3 separate regions of the Homo sapiens genome follow, and regions 1 and 2 are each linked to region 3. A link is a loop called in an ENCODE intact Hi-C map of the cell type or tissue named here. Cell type or tissue: Caco-2. All regions are shown on one strand. Region 1 holds the start of LHX2 (LIM homeobox 2). Region 2 overlaps DENND1A (DENN domain containing 1A). Region 3 overlaps DENND1A (DENN domain containing 1A).

What was found. Peaks named below come from ENCODE experiments on the same cell type or tissue, not always from the same donor. Only the 100,000 strongest peaks of a DNase experiment are listed, where the experiment ranks them.
Region 1: it touches region 3 in a loop (3-fold over the local background); 8 of 110 quality-filtered maps call a loop at or near these places.
Region 2: a loop joins it to region 3, with 2.3 times the contacts of the local background. A loop is called at or near these places in 2 of 110 quality-filtered maps.

The regions. Positions count from the first base shown.
Region 1 is chr9:124,010,342-124,012,841 of GRCh38, reverse strand. It overlaps LHX2 (LIM homeobox 2), which reads right to left and starts at 1,074. Exons shown (of 5, transcript NM_004789.4): 1 at 374-1,074. The coding sequence starts at 493. RefSeq lists an enhancer at 1-162 and a silencer at 1,101-1,150. In Caco-2, no CTCF peak of the experiment used is centred here; DNase peaks (open chromatin) are centred at 1,261 and 1,692; H3K4me3 peaks cover 1,350 bases.
Region 2 is chr9:123,677,665-123,680,164 of GRCh38, reverse strand. All of the region lies in intron 5 of DENND1A (DENN domain containing 1A), which reads left to right. Among named protein-coding and RNA genes, the nearest start is that of MIR7150, 190 kb to the right of the region's middle. RefSeq lists an enhancer at 565-644. In Caco-2, no CTCF peak of the experiment used is centred here; DNase peaks (open chromatin) are centred at 1,354 and 1,584.
Region 3 is chr9:123,542,855-123,545,354 of GRCh38, reverse strand. All of the region lies in intron 13 of DENND1A (DENN domain containing 1A), which reads left to right. Among named protein-coding and RNA genes, the nearest start is that of MIR7150, 58 kb to the right of the region's middle. In Caco-2, a CTCF peak has its summit at 1,160 (motif pointing left); no DNase peak of the experiment used is centred here.

The DNA.
Region 1 (2,500 bases), 470 kb before region 3:
GGCGCCGCTCGCGGCGCCGCCAGCAACCGGAGCCGAGAGGTGGAGGAGAGCGCGGGGCTGTCGACCCCGGCACCGGGCAAGGTGAGAAGGGAGCCGCCCCGGGCCGCGGATGGGACTTCGCTTCCAGTTCGGAAGAAACGCTCTCCTCTACCCCCAGGGCCGAGATTTCGGTTTCAACCTTGTTTCCCTTCTGCGTCCCAGCAGCCGGGTTTCCCCCGAACCGGGAGCCACCGGCCTTGCATTCTGACCGAGGATCCCCAGCACCCAGTCCCGTGCGGCACGAAGGACGCTCCCCAAACTTCGGGGAGCAGAGGCGCTGACTGGCCCGGCCCCATCCCAGCTCTCAGCCCCGACCCCACAGCCGCGCGCCTACCGTCTCGGTGTCGCCGCGGTCGATGGCGGAGCTGATGGCGGGAGCCTCGCTCTTGGCCCTGCGGTCCATCTCGTCGATGACCCCGTGCACCTCGGGGCCCGACAGACTGTGGAACAGCATCGCGGCGGGACCGGCGGGGCCGGGGGCGCGGCTCCTCCGAGGGAGGGCTTGCCCCCCGCCTCAGCTGCCTGGCGCTCCTGGCGCTAACGGGCCCGGTGCATCGCCACCGCGGCCCCGGCCCCGCCCGAGCTCGGCTGAGCCCCCAGGCCGGGCTCCGGGCCCCGGGCGCTCGCGGGGCAGGACGCCTCCCGCCGAGGCGCAGGGGCAGCTACATTGCGGGGCGCCTGGGCGACGGCGCCAAAGCCAGGGTCACAAGGGCACGGGACAAGCGGGGCGGGGGGAGCAGGAGACTAGGACAGAGGTCGGCGCCCGCCGCGGGCGCTTTCACGCCGCGGGCATCGCCCGCCCGGCTTCAGCGCCCGGGGCGCAAAGCAAGGGCGCAAACTCTGCCCGAGGCGGCGACGGCTGCGGTCGGGGTTCACCCTGAAGCCGCTAGGTGTCCGCGGCGGCCCAGCTGCCTGGACCCCTCCCCTCCCTGGGGTGCGCCCCCAGCCCAAGGCGACCCTCTTGGGCGCTGAGTCGGCGACTGGAGTAGGGGTTTCTCCGAAGCCTGCGAGCCGAGTCGAGCCACCGGGAGAATTGAAGAGGAGGAGGAAGAGGAGGAGGAGGAGGCGGAGGAGGAGGTGGAGGAGGAGAAAAAAGAGGAGGAGCAGAGTGGGAGGAGGAGCCGCCGGCCGCGGGCCCAGCCGCGCGCAATGCTCTCCAAGCGCGCGCCTAGCCCAGCCCCGGCTCTGCAGTCCGCGCCAGCGCAAGCCTCCGCGCCTTTTCTACAGCCGCGCCTGACATCACGTCCTGCCGCCGTGCCATTGGCCGCTCGGCGCCCCAGGCCCTGGCAGCGCGTGCTCCGGGAAGGCGGGAGACCCAAGAGGGAGGGGAGAGGCAAGAGGAGCAGAGGAGAGTCGAGATGGTGGGAGCTGGTGGGCGAGGCTGGAGGGCGGGGGTGGGGGGGAGGCAGGGAGGAGGGAGAGCGCGGGGTTTGGAGTTTTTAAGATACGAACAGCTTCCTGCGATATCTTCAGAAAGGAAAATTAAACCCTCTATCCTAAGAAGGCGCAGCAAGGGGATGCTCGTCTCACTGCGGTCTCCCCTCGGCCTGGAGCCGCGGCCTCAGGCACCCGCCTGGGAGGCCCGGGAAGGCAGGCCTGTGGCAGAGTTGCAAGAGCCTTCGGCCGGCCGTTTCCCATCGAGCTCCGCCTTCGGCCCGGGCTCTGCACAGCGGGCTGCAGGCGGCCGTGCAAGCCTCCTGGGTACCCGGCAGAGCCTGAGTGGCGAGACCGGCGAGAGCTGTGACTCCCGGGGAGGGGGGCCAGCCAGCATATCCACGCTCCAAGCCCGCTAGGGCCCAATCTGCAGCCCAGCGTGTAGCTTCTCGCTCTTCCCGGTCTCTCCCCAGCCTGGAAGAGTGGGGGCGAGCATGGCTTTAGGAACTCAGAAAGGCCAGGGTTCGAATCCTAGCTCTGCCATTTACATGCACTGTAACCTTAGGCAGTGACTTATCCTCCCTTAGCCTGTTTCTGACCTTTATAATGGGCGACAAGAAGCTCTCCTCCGCATGGACGTGTTGATTGAAAGAGACTGTGGATGTAAAATGCCTGGAACATAGTAGGCACTTAGCAAATTATTTCATTACTCTCTCTTGCTCCTTTTCCATTAAAAACTTTCTCACTCCAAGACACATTCGATATCAGTGAGGTTCTTAAAAACCACAGGCCTATTCTCTGCCCACTGGGCACACCATGTCTCAGACCCCGCTGATGGCGCGAGTCCTCCTTACCCGCCTGGCTGCACCACCTCCCCAGGGGCCAACAAAGTAGCGTGCTGGGTAAATCCCAACTGCTACCCCCAGCCTCCAGGTTTCAGGCTCACCCTAGAGTCTCCTGGGGACTGGAGGGAAATACCCAGGTGTCTGGTGGGGGAGGGATTTAGGAAATAAAATGATTGTAGACAAAAACTGAATAAGCACTTCGGTTACAGAGTCCCATCTGGGTCTGCTTCGGAGGCAGGTTT
Region 2 (2,500 bases), 130 kb before region 3:
CTTCTGATTGGGTCATGATGATGCTCCATGATCATCTTCTACATCAGTCCGAAAGCCTAAACTAAATAAAGCACTTGGGAAGGACTTCCAGCTCCTTCCACCCAAACTGTTACTCTGTTGTGGGTGTGTCTCTTTCTGATGAGGACCATAGCTTTCTTGAGTGCAGGAGGACCCTTTGTGCCACAGCCTTGGACAGAGCCCACCATAGTCCCAACTGTGGTACTCCGCAGTGGGGACTCAAGCCGTCACACAAAGGCAGCAGGCAGAGGCGGACCACGGATGGTCGCACCCCGTTAGATGTCCAAGGTGGTGCAGTGTACTAGAGTGTTTGTTTCTGTCTTTGGACTGGGAAGGATTGTTTATTCAATGATGACAGACACACGCAGACTGGAGTGCAGGGTCCCTGCAGCCTCACCTGCAGCCTAGCAGGCCGCGCAAGCTGTTGTGGCGGCTCTAATGAAGCAGGACAGGAAACGCCGCTGGATAGAGCTCCGCTGTGAACCCTGGCCTCCCAACAGGGGAAAACAGGGGCCCTTTGAAGAAGAAGACAGCTGGGTTTCGGTTTCAAAACCTTAACACTGCCATCACTAGATATTCATCTGTGAGTGTACAGGGGACAACATGTGGGGAACAGTTGTGTCCGGTCAGGCCAAAGGGAGAAAGAAATGGCTGATTTCCAGGGTAACTGCAAAACTTCTTGTGGCCAGTGGTTCTGCTTAGCATAGCCAAAAAGAATTGACTTGGTGAGGCTGAGGCTGAGGCTGAGGCTGAGTGTGAGAACCAGGGTGCCATCTATAGTAGGCTAGGAGCTCCTTCCCACGTCACCTCCTTCATCCTCACAGCAGGTGACAACTTGGAGGCTGGAGCTTCTGTGCCCAAGCCACATTGGTCAGTTGAACCTACTCATCCAAAACTACTTCGATGGATTCTGTAGTCCTAAACTGTCAGAGCACCCAGCCTGCCCCATATCACTTCACCAAATATTTCTAAAATGATTCAGTTTTTCTCTTGTTTACTTGAAGTCACAGTTTTCTTGCAAGATTCTACTTCCCCTTCTTGCCTTTTCCCCCCTGCCTCCTGACTTTCAGTGGCTGGATTTAACTAGTGGTATTTTGCTTTCAGGAAAAAAAAAATTTGTAATCCTTGGTCAAATTTGTTTACTGAGTCGTCTAATCTGTGCAAGAGTTTTCTTCTGAGGGGATTTCTCGTTCATACTATAATGGCTTTTAACTCGGCCGAGGTTTATTTAACAGAATAGGAAAGGAGAAACTTATCTGCTCCCTAATCCCTCTTGAATGTTTACATTACTCTGCCAAAGTAAATGCTGTGCAAAGTGGCAGCAGTCATTTGCTATGTAATAGTCAATATGCAGCTGCCAGGGCTGATTGAAACATATTAACATAAGTGATAATACTGTCATAGAAGTGAAAAGTTAAGTTGCTTATCAGTATATTTTGATAAGCTACTTAAATTTTACAGTAGCATGTGCTGGCTTTAGACAGACGTTAATGACAGAGGACTGTGCACTTTATCTGTTCTCTTTGTTGCCTCTCACTTCATTTATTACCCTCAGTGGCGCAGCCGGTAATCTGTACAGGGTGCTGATTCCCCTCTCCCTGGCAGGATATCACATCTGTGCGCTACCTCGTGTCCATATCTGTCGGTATTGGACTCTGTTAGCACAGCAGGGCAGACATGACCAGGCCGGCAAGCGCTTGGTACAACCTTCTTCTCGCTTGCTGTTAGATGTAGCTTTGGAAAATTTCCTTCTAGAGAACAAAGCCGTTGAAAGTAAGTGGCAAAACTGCTTGGGGGTGTGGATACTTTTCAACAATTCCATAGGATGCGTGCACCCTTGCCGTCAGTCTTTGTCTGGCTTTATTTGCTCAGTAAACGCTGAGCACTGACGGTGTGCCAGGTGCCATTCTTGGCACCGGAAAGACAAAGTGAAGAAAGATAGGCCCCTTCCTCTCTGTTTGCATGTGGTCTGTTGAGAAAACAGACATGCCATTGAGGACTGCATCATGTGGGGAATGTTCTGAGAGCAGCATTCTCATGACCAGGGCAGCACAGAAAAGAGAGAATTAGGGCACATGAAGTGGGGATGGGGAGGGGGTGAGGGACAGTTAGGAGGATGAGTAGAAATCAGCTAGACTAGACCCACAGAGGTCTGGGAGAAAAGGGCCCAGTGTATGTAAGCCCAGGCAGGCTCAAAGATACCAGGACGTTCCGGAGTGAGAGGAGTGAGGGGAGCATATCTATGAGGAAGTAGACAGAGGACAACCAGAAAAGTGGGCAAGGGCCTGGCAGTGAAGAGCCCCAGAAGTCCATCCTAACAAATGTGGACTGGATCCTGGAGTGACGGACATCATTGCAGCAATTAAGTACAATGTGCGATGGAGATTTGCATTTTAGAAAAACCATTCTAAGAGCCGTGGCCAGGTGGCTCACGCCTATAATCCCAGCAGTTTGGGAGGCCGAGGCAGGCAGATAACCTGAG
Region 3 (2,500 bases):
GATTTCATCCCCACCCTCAGTTCTTGGATATATATCTTCACTGATTTTCTGTGGGGTGCGGTTGCATTCTCTGAAATATATGACTACATGACATTCAGGCTTAGGCTACCCTTCCACAAGAAAATTGAAGCCTTCTCCAGAAGACAGTGGAATGTCATGTTTACTCATGTATCCTTGGCACAGAACCTGATACATAGAAGGTGCTCAGTAGGATGTGAATGAATGAAGTTGTCATAGTTCTTTTTTTTTTTCTTTTTGAGACGGAGTCTTGCTCTGTCGCCCAGGCTGGAGTACAGTGGCGCGATCTCAGCTCACTGCAAGCTCCACCTCCCGGGTTCACGCCATTCTCCTGCCTCAGCCTCCCAAGTAGCTAGGACTACAGGCGCCCGCCACCACGACCGGCTAATTTTTTGTGTTTTTAGTAGAGACGGGGTTTCACCGTGTTAGCCAGGATGGTCTTGATCTCCTGACCTGGTGATCCGCCCACCTTGGCTTCCCAAAGTGCTGGGATTACAGGCGTGAGCCACCACGCCTGGCACATAGTTCTTATTTATAATGTCCTTAGTTGTTTGGAAGCTATAAAACAGCTTCGTTAAATAAATCATTAAGACCTGAAGTCTTAAGGAAAAGAAAAGAACAGCATTTGTTATATGCTAGGCTCTTTATATATATTCCCCTTTTTACAGCCCCCCTGTGGAGAGCATGCACAGCCCCATTTTACTGATGAGAAACTGAGGCTAGGAAAGATTGTCACTTTTTAAGAAGTGGCAGAGACAGGATTGGCCCCTCCATCTGCCTGGTTCTGGTGACCATGCTCTTTTCTCTGACTGCACTCCACAATGGTGATTACCATGTGGTTCATATTACATGTGATTTGAGGGCATTTCAGAAGAAAACTGAGTTGGTTCCCTCTTAGGAGTCAATTTCTCTAATCTATACAAGTGTTTCTTGACAAATACAGGTTAAACTAACAACCTTTATAAACTATTTTGCAAGGGGTAATGTCAAAATTTTATATATCTTTTTTAAAACATTCCTTTAATAGATAATTTTAATTGGCTAATATTTTGTTGTTTAAATATTTGATATTTGTAGTGATAATTGGATGAAAACTTAAAACGCTGGGAAGTGTAGCCCTTCCTCCTCTTTTCCTGGGCTGACACCTAGTGGCTAGCTTTCTCACAGCAGTGTTAATCCATATTTCTTGTTGGTTGTTTTTCAGTTGATGTTAGGATTTTACAAAAGCAAATTATTGACAATCATGATAAAAGCCACATTCATATAAGGTTTATTTATTAGGGATTGTATTAACAATGGAATTTTGATTTATAGTGAATTTGAAGTCTATTATAGTCAAGCCTTGTTAGCACAACATGGAACAAGCATTTGAAATCTTACAATAGTGGTCCCCACCGCAGACCTGACCAGGGCACTGACTTGCACACACACTGACAAATAAGACCTGGTCACTGTTAAAGACAGTGAGAGGCAGAGAAGGAAAGGAAGCAGAGAGTTGCAGTAAGGGGTGGGAACTGCTATAGTAGAATGTGCAAGCTGGGAGACATTTCAGCACAGGGCTAATCACTGCAGATTGGGTGCTGCGGGGAAGCTTCCCAGGGACGGATGTGTCTGGAATAAGGCCTTACCGGAGGAATAGGAGCTCCCCAGGAGCAGGGGGCAGGAAGTAGCACATGCAGAGGCAAGCGGCCTTGACAGCATGTGGCACGGTCGGGTACTGTGAGTGCCCCTGTGGCTGGAGCAGGGACAGAAGGAGCGTGGCTGAGGACGAAGCAGAGGAGTGGTCAGTTTCCAGGCCATAAGAGACTGTGTTGGCCTCTACAGGATTCAGCACTAATGTCATAAGCCAGCATTTCCAGAACCCTGTTCCTTGAACTATTAGACCCAAAGATATTGATATATTTTCTGATCCCATAGAATTTGGAATTGTTACACTTTACATCTACTGTAACTTTTTAAATACATTAACAATGTACACTACTGAAGCCCAGCTGTAGAGAAATCTGGATCACTTTGTTTAACCCAGCATTTTTCAGACCTTTTCCACAAAATACATATCAGCATTCCATGCATCTAGTACTCCTCACAGCAGTTTACGAAGCACTGCTAGAGCTAATGGCTGATGGTTAATTTTTCTTGCTCTGAGACCATGGAATTAGGATACCAGCTGGGTTCATTTTTACCCGTTCCATGACTGGGAATCTCAAAAACAGGAAAGCACATTGTTTTTCCAAAGCATTTCTTGTCTGGCCAGACAGAGGTTTGGGGCCAACAGGTGGTCCTGAGACGCAGAGCTGAGCCGCCATTCGGCTTTCCCAGCTCAGGACGGCAGGCTGCTCTACTTGGTCCTCTAGGTCCAGCAGCTTAATCAGTGTGTCAGTCAGGATCTAAGGACAACAGAGACTACTTTCATTGTTTACAACAGAGGGGAAATAATGCAAGGAAGTGGTTACACAAGTGATGGAGGAGCTGAAATTCAAAA